Linked DNA regions of Homo sapiens: region 2 is linked to region 1. The links are chromatin contacts, found by Hi-C in ENCODE. All regions are on one chromosome and are shown on one strand. The core of a region is the stretch at or near the end of the contact, and the rest is flanking DNA. Distances in the headings are between cores, read along the strand shown.

Evidence for each region. A loop is a pair of places that touch in the nucleus more often than their neighbours do.
Region 2: a map of tibial artery shows a loop between it and region 1 (3-fold over the local background). The contact joins two enhancer-like sites. A Hi-C loop is called at or near these places in 3 of 168 maps with a recorded cell type or tissue (aorta, gastrocnemius medialis and tibial artery).

The regions. Positions count from the first base shown.
Region 1 is chr1:207,805,473-207,809,573 of GRCh38, reverse strand. It overlaps MIR29B2CHG (MIR29B2 and MIR29C host gene), which reads left to right. Exons shown (of 6, transcript NR_135299.1): 5 at 3,477-3,569. Among named protein-coding and RNA genes, the nearest start is that of MIR29B2, 5.0 kb to the right of the region's middle. RefSeq lists an enhancer at 2,708-3,907. Within about 2 kb of position 1,798, at least 25 of the 41 ENCODE cell types and tissues checked have a DNase peak (open chromatin) inside an H3K27ac peak, as active enhancers do; they include gastrocnemius medialis and tibial artery, where a contact is called at or near this core.
Region 2 is chr1:208,217,397-208,221,497 of GRCh38, reverse strand. It overlaps PLXNA2 (plexin A2), which reads left to right. Exons shown (of 32, transcript NM_025179.4): 2 at 3,496-4,101. The coding sequence starts at 3,576. All of the region lies in intron 3 of LOC105372884 (a long non-coding RNA gene), which reads right to left. Among named protein-coding and RNA genes, the nearest start is that of PLXNA2, 25 kb to the left of the region's middle. RefSeq lists an enhancer at 1,540-1,834. Within about 2 kb of position 2,002, at least 21 of the 41 ENCODE cell types and tissues checked have a DNase peak (open chromatin) inside an H3K27ac peak, as active enhancers do; they include gastrocnemius medialis and tibial artery, where a contact is called at or near this core.

The DNA.
Region 1 (4,101 bases), core at 549-3,048:
AGTGATTTGGGCTAGACTTCTGGGAGAACTGTGCATCACCTCTGCTGAGGGTTCCTGAGGAAAGATGAAGCCTCTTTATTTGAGGTAGGAGACTCGGTGTCCTCCACAGGATCCTCCCAGTCCCAAGTCTGTGGCACTTTGAGACAGTCCCTGGAACAGCATGAGGTTTGGGTGCCAGGATCTAGAGCAGGCATTTCTCTCCATCTTTCCCATCTGTCTTCAAGACAGGCCCAAGCTGGATGCAATTGAGGGGATGCATGGGCAGGGTACACCAATGTGGTCATCGAATCTGGAACTTTGACCTTGTTTCCCTTTGCAGAGAGAACTTCTGGCACTGATCTTATAGGAACTGGTGTTATTTGCATATAAAAAAAGAGAAAGGCATGTTGTCCCTCATCTTTTCCAGGAAAGAGTGCTGAGCTGCTCTAATCCTATGGTGGGGAGGGAGGAGGGCCGTGTAGAGGACGCAAGGCCAGACATGGTTTGCTGGGAAGAAGGTAGGAGGTGGGAGAGGAACATCCCAGGGCAGGCCCACAACTCTGGGAGCCACAGACATTGCCTGCTATACTAAAGGCAAAGGGATGTGTTCAAATAGGCCTACTATTTAGCGGTAACCCACAGTCTGAAATAAATCAGTTAATGGCTAAATGAGAGTTGTATTAAATATGGAAAATCATATTTTTTGTGTGTCATCACCACCTACAGATTTAGCATCAACAGGCCTGAAAGGCTGAGGATGCTGAAATGGGCCCTGTCCGTAAGATCATGCTTATTTTATAATGACTTTTTGTCTCTTTTCATTACTATTTCCCACTCTTATTCCTTAGGTCTACGTGAATATTTATTTATGCAGTTGTGTTATTTCCTTGGGGTACAGTTCTTCCAGTGTCATTGGCATCAATGAATATGTGACTTTGATTTCAAGTGTAAACAAACCACTGGTTCACGGCAGGGACAAGCCATCTCTGAGACAAGGGCTCCAGCAGCTGCCTACAGATGCCCTTCCCCCAATAGCCCTGGACTGTTTCGGCCAGACGCCTGAGACGAGAGTCAAGGGTGTTCTTGCAGGGACCTGCCCAACGCTATGTCATGTGTCCTGCCTGGAGGGTGGTGCTCACACATGCATCTTCCAGCCTTATTAGCTGGTACTGCTTTTCAGCTTGACCCGAGGAGTGGTATTGGAAGTTTGAGACCGTACATCCCTTGCTAGGTGAGAAGGGGGTCAGAGAGGTCAGGCACAGACAGAGAAGGGAACGCAGGCTCCTGGCCACTAGCCTCTCTCAAGACAGGTGAACTTTGTGTTAAGCGAACTCATTTAATATTTTGGGCCTAATAGAAGTTATTTGTATTTTCTCTCCTCTCTTTTCCCTCCTCTCTCTCACTCACCCTCCCCCCACTCCCCAGCCTCCAAAGAATTTAATCTGCTGGACAACAAACAATACTGTTATAAAACTTTGAAAACAAGAGGGCGCGGCCTCCCTGACAAGGAGAAGGGCATGTTGGGTAACGGCCTGAGGGAGCGTGCCAGGCCTGAGATGGAGCCGGGCGAGAGCCCAGTTGGCTGGGTACCTGGGCGCCTGCCCCTGCATAGCCCACTAGCCGCGCCATCCCCAGGCCAGAGGGGAAGGAACCAAAACAAAATGGGGGGCAGAGAAACGCTTGAAAAGGGAAGTTGCACATGTTCCCCTCTCTCTGATCTGATGGGAATGCACTAGACTGTGAAACTTCCTCCTCCACCTCTTCTCCCGAGTCCCTCCCTCCCTCTTACCCTCCTTCCTCCTCTCTCCTCCCTCCTTTCTCCTCCTTCCTCCTCCTGCTACTCACTGTTCTTGAGTCTGGCAGACAGAGGTCCTGATAGCAGAATGAGGCTGGAATAGCACCATAGGTGCAGCTACCAGCTGGGCCAGCCAAAGAGGAAGGAGAGAAAGTGGGCTTGCAGTTGGCTTTGGATTCAAATCTACCCTCTGTCTGGCCCAGCCTCCCTCCATTCTATTAGGGAAGTGGAACTACATCACGCCACAGGGTGTGCCCAGTCCATGTGTGTGGACCAGGTGTGTGCCCAGGTACTGGGGAGAACTGCCACTCAGAGATTAGTTCAGGAAGCACCCTGGGCTTCCTGGTGCCCCCCTTGGGCTGTGCTCTGCTCTGGGGAGAGTGTTTGACTTGTTGAAATGCTCTCTCCTTTGAGATGCTGTGCTCTCCCTCCAGGGAGGAGCAGAGGCTGTGCTGCAAGAGGCTGGGGCATGTCTCTGGAGGAGCTCTTGGGAACAGGAACGTGCTTCTCCCAGCGAGAGCAGCCATGCCGTCTTGTGAGTGTGGTGCCTGGTAGGATACTGCATCTGTTAGTTACTTCCCAGTGGCTGAAGGAAGTGGTCACCAGCTCTGCCTGGGGGAGGTGGGGGAGCTGGGCTTTGGGGCGTCTCCCTCCCTACCTCCAGAGTTAGGTTTCACCTGAGACTGTGGTTTCACTTTTGACTCCATCTTCACTGAGTCAAGCAGATGATTTAGGAATGACCAGGGAGCAGCATTGGTGGTTTGCCTTTGGATCTGCATTGGTTTGGACCCATGAACTCTGTGGTGGGCATTGTGTTTGTGTAATAGACCATTGGTATGCTCATTTTTCCTCTTGCAGAAAGCACTAGCTTTCTTGAAAGCAGTTCAGGGACATGCCCATCCTTCTGTGCCAGAGCTGAGCCCTTCTACTGGGGGAACATGGAGACACGCGAGCTCCAGTCTTCATTCCACTCCTCCTCCTTCCCTTTGCCCTCCACTGTCTCCTGCTGTCCCCCCAGCTCATCCCAGGGGCAGGGTAACCTTGGTGCATCCTCCCATCCAGCCAGCAGTCCCGACCCAGGGCCCCCGTGCCTGGACTGAGTCTGGGGTTTATGTCAGTAGTGTTAAGGGAGGGATGGAAAACTGAACTTTTAGGAGTGCAGCTGCCTAGGAACATAGACCTCCATACCTCTGACGCAGGGGAAACCAGAAAAACCGATGCTGGGTCCACGTAGGCTTGGAAGGCTGTTACTTTTTGCCTTCTTACCTGAATAGGAATTTGAGGGGCACTGTGGGTTTGGAGGATGTGATTCCCACACTGGGGCTCAGGGCCTGGGAAATGCAGTGGTCCCTGGGTTCTGAGTCCTCCTTTGAAGGCCACCCTGCCAGAAAGGAAGAGCCTGATGGAGGTTTCTGGGGACTTTGGGCCAGCCGGTAACTCCATGCTCCCTCTGCTCCACCCTTGGCCCCTCATGTGTATACCATTCCTTTTATCACCCTTCCCTCTGATTCACAGCCCCCACCCTGACAGCTAAAGACAGAATGCCCAGGCTGCTGCCTAGAATGACAGGAAGCTGGACTGCCCTTTCAGTTTATACATGCAATGGCCTGGGACTGTCTCTTGAGGGCAAGACATTCCCCTTTTACAAAAGAGCCTTCCCCAGGCCCCTCTCTCACCAAGATGAGCTCTTCCTTGCTGCCAGGAGCCCTGAAATCAGCATTCCCAGAGGAAAGAAGATGGCCATCTGGGCTTGGCTTCCGGCTCCCCCCATCTGGCTGGAACACACATCAGTCACGTAAGTAGCTGTGACTCAGCACCCAGCACTGCCTTGGCAGAACCTTCCCACGTTCTGGATTTGCACACACTGTGGTAGCGCAGCACAAGCAAGCAGGGTTAGGTAACTGGGGACCAGTGTCTGTTTGTTCAGTGGGTTTGCCTATGGATTTCAGAAAGAAGGATTCCCTCACCTTCCCATTTTCCTCCCATGTTATTTTTTAGGTACCATGCTAGGCTTTAAAGACAAAGCATCATTTATAGAATGAAGTAGAAGCTGTCTTTGCAGTCTCCAAACTATTTTTAACCAACAGCCTATAGATGGTATTTAACCCTCAGGTGTGTTTGGCCTGCACGGGTTTTTGTTTTTGTTTGAGACAGGGTTTCACTCTGTAGCCCAGGCTGGAGTGCAGTGGCACGATATCAGCTTGCTGCAACCTCTGCCTCCCGGGCTCGAGCAGTTCTCATGCCTCAGCCTCCTGAGTAGCTGGGACTACAGGTGCCACCACACCTGGCTAGGGTTATTTTAATGTATCTGATTTTGCATGCATTTA
Region 2 (4,101 bases), core at 753-3,252, 410 kb before region 1:
ATCAGGAGTGGCCTGTCCCAAAGCAAATGCTGCATGAGGGTGAGAGGAAAACAGCCCAGCTGGAGTGGTCTGTTTAGAACTACTGGCCTGAAAAAAAAAAAAAAAAAAAAAAAAAACAGAAAAAGAAAAAAGCTCCTGACCTAATCAGCCTCTCCAGGTTGGAGCAAAAAACCTCAGCTGCTATTGGAATCACAGACTCCAGGAACTGAAGGAACTAAGCTTCGAGGTAGCATTTTATCTGAAAAAGGAAATCTTATAGGTTGACTAATTCAAATACCTTTTGTTTTAAGATCAAGAAATAGGCTCATGGAAATGCCAGACTGGTCTAAAGTGAGTGACACTATAATTCATGAGTCACACAGGCAGAATGTGAACCCAGGGTTCCTGAGTCTCCCACCTTTCTTCCTGCCCTGTGACCTCATGCCTTCTAGACATCAGGACGTTTCTCATTCTCAGTCTAACTCTCAGGATCCTGTGTTTCCACCAGCCTTCCTGCAGTCTGCGGAGAGGCTATATTGGGACTTGTGCAGTAGTATGACAAAGAAGATCACCTTGGATCTATTTCTTTCCCCTTGCCACATGCTTCCCAGACTGAGCTCTGTCACTGGGTCGGGGAGGCCTAGGGATCAAAGGCACACCCACAGTGTTCATCTCATTGTGGGTGGGAAAGGAAGAATATAAGCAAAAAGAGAAGTCAAGAGCTGTGGCAGGATTTCAGAAGTGCCATCTCCTGTGGAGTCTTCAAAGACAATAACAGGCCAGGTGCAGTGGCTCACGCCTGTAATCCCAGCACTTTGGGAGGCCAAGGCAGGTGGATCACGAGGTCAGGAGATTGAGAGCAGTGTGACCAACATGGTGAAACCCTGTCTTTACTAAAAATACAAAAAAAAAAAAAAAATTAGGCGGGTGTGGTGGCACGTGCCTGTAGTCCCATCTACTGTGGAGGCTGAGGCAGCAGAATCGCTTGAACCAGGGAGGCGGAGGTCTCAATGAGCTGAGATCATACCACTGCACTCCAGCCTGGGCGACAGAGCAAGACTCTGTCTCAATAATAATAATAATAACAAAAACTAACATAAGTTAAGTGCTCACTGTGTGCCTGCAACCATGCTAAGAGGTTGGTCTCTATATTGTCTCATTTACTGTCATGACAACTTGAAAGGTACATACTGTAGTTATTCCCATTCTACCAGAAAGGGACATGAGACTTGACTTGCCTCAAATCCCAAATTTGTTCCCAGATTCTGTCTAACAACAACAAAAGCCACTCACTATTCAAACTGTGTCTTGGGAGGATACCAAGCAGGGAGGTGAGGTGGCTGATCTTAACCGCATACTAAGTCCTTCCATGTTATCTCTGCTACCAGAACCCCCTTCCTCCCCTCGCGGCTCCTCAAGGAGGAACCACTCTCCACCTGGAACCCAAGGAGATTTTCTTCCCAGCGACAGGGGCAGAGAATGGCCTCTTGCAATTCCCCATCCAGCTGGAGAATTTAAGGATTCTGTTATTTCCTTTCCACAGCTCCTCTTCAGGAATTCACGTCCTGCTACCGGCCTCAGGACATAGCTAAAAATAACCTCTGGTTTCCAAACTGAAAGCCCTGTCTGTTGGGAGGCTTTGCCGGTGTGCGCCTGGGGCCGGAAGGGCTGTGTCGGAGTAGCTGAGGTCAGCCTGAGTCTCATGCCGGTGTTGCCTTCCTCTTTCCAAGGAAGCCCAGGGCCTCATGAGTCACCCCGAACACCCTGGGGGAGTCGGGTTGGAGGAGGGAGTTAGGTGGGACCTACTGTGGCACCACGGTGGCTGCCAGGCCGAGGATGCAGAACTGAACAAGAGGAAGGGTCGTTCCTAAAGAAACTCTAGGGGATTCTCTAAGTGGTGTCTGTTCTAATTATAACCCAATCCAGCCAGAATGGGGAGTTGAGGGAGAAAGGCCTCTCCTAAGCTGCCTTGGAGCAAACTCTCCATCCTTCGGGTGTTTCCATCCCTGCCACCTTATGTGCCCAGAGTTCTGTCTGGACTTGCCTGAGAAGGTTGCTGGATGATCTTCCAGCTGAGAAAAGCTTTCTCTGCCGGACAGCTCGCTGCCTTCTCCTGGTGCCGCAGTCACTTCCCACTGTCCCTCTCCATAAGTCAGGACAGTACCATGATAGTGATGGAACAGGCCCTGCTCTCTGACCTCCAGGTCCTGCTCTCTGACCTCCAGGCTCTGCTCTCTGACTTCCTGCCCCTGGCCCAGACTGCCCCTGGCTACAGGCTGTCCTCAGGAGCCCCACCTTGCCCCTCTGGGCAGCTTCCTTGGAACAGGGAAGAATAAGCACCAAGGCTCTGGAAGTGGAGGAGCCTTAAAGCCTGGGAGTCAGGAGGCAGGGGGAAGAGTAAAGGAGTCAGGGCTAGAGACTGGGCTTCGAGCATGGCCCACTGAGGCCCGCTGGTGATTTCATGGATGCTGAAACAGTCAGGAGGCCCCAGCAGTGCCTGAAATGAGACTGAATCTCACCTCACCACCCTTTGCTGCTCCCCACATTCTCCCAAATCTGGTACCCCTGCCCCAGGTGGCTGAAGCTGGACTCAGCCAGCCAGTAACCCCTAGCAAGGAGACTGGTTCTCTGTGTGTCCTGGCTTCCCATGTGCTCTGCCTGCAGAGAGGCAGAGGTTGAAGCAATTTCCCGAGGACCTGGCTACCTGGCAGCAGCTGGGCGTCCACCTTGAGAAGGATGGGGGAATCTCAAGAGATCTGCCTGTCTCCCGAGGGCTTTTCCGGCTCCGGAATGGCACATGTGGGAATCCCAGTCTTGTTGGCTACAACATTTTTCCCTTTCCTAACAAGTTCTAACAGCTGTTCTAACAGCTAGTGATCAGGGGTTCTTCTTGCTGGAGAAGAAAGGGCTGAGGGCAGAGCAGGGCACTCTCACTCAGGGTGACCAGCTCCTTGCCTCTCTGTGGATAACAGAGCATGAGAAAGTGAAGAGATGCAGCGGAGTGAGGTGATGGAAGTCTAAAATAGGAAGGAATTTTGTGTGCAATATCAGACTCTGGGAGCAGTTGACCTGGAGAGCCTGGGGGAGGGCCTGCCTAACAAGCTTTCAAAAAACAGGAGCGACTTCCACTGGGCTGGGATAAGACGTGCCGGTAGGATAGGGAAGACTGGGTTTAGTCCTAATATCAAATTGACTGGCTGGGTGAACTTCAACAGCCTTTTAACCTCTCTGGGAGATGAAAACGATGGCTTAAGGGGCCAGAAATAGAGATGCTTTGTAAAATAAAATTTTAAAAAAAGCAAGTATTTTATAGCATAAAGGCTAGAGACCAAAATAGATAACAGGATTCCCTGAACATTCCTAAGAGGGAGAAAGTATGTTAAAAATAGAAAAACCAAAATGCAGAAGGAGGAGACTCACAGAGCTAAACCAGGATGGGGACCCTGGGTCAGGCCAGCCTCTTTGCTCCTCCCGGAAATTATTTTTGGTCTGACCACTCTGCCTTGTGTTTTGCAGAATCATGTGAGGGCCAACCGGGGAAGGTGGAGCAGATGAGCACACACAGGAGCCGTCTCCTCACCGCCGCCCCTCTCAGCATGGAACAGAGGCGGCCCTGGCCCCGGGCCCTGGAGGTGGACAGCCGCTCTGTGGTCCTGCTCTCAGTGGTCTGGGTGCTGCTGGCCCCCCCAGCAGCCGGCATGCCTCAGTTCAGCACCTTCCACTCTGAGAATCGTGACTGGACCTTCAACCACTTGACCGTCCACCAAGGGACGGGGGCCGTCTATGTGGGGGCCATCAACCGGGTCTATAAGCTGACAGGCAACCTGACCATCCAGGTGGCTCATAAGACAGGGCCAGAAGAGGACAACAAGTCTTGTTACCCGCCCCTCATCGTGCAGCCCTGCAGCGAAGTGCTCACCCTCACCAACAATGTCAACAAGCTGCTCATCATTGACTACTCTGAGAACCGCCTGCTGGCCTGTGGGAGCCTCTACCAGGGGGTCTGCAAGCTGCTGCGGCTGGATGACCTCTTCATCCTGGTGGAGCCATCCCACAAGAAGGAGCACTACCTGTCCAGTGTCAACAAGACGGGCACCATGTACGGGGTGATTGTGCGCTCTG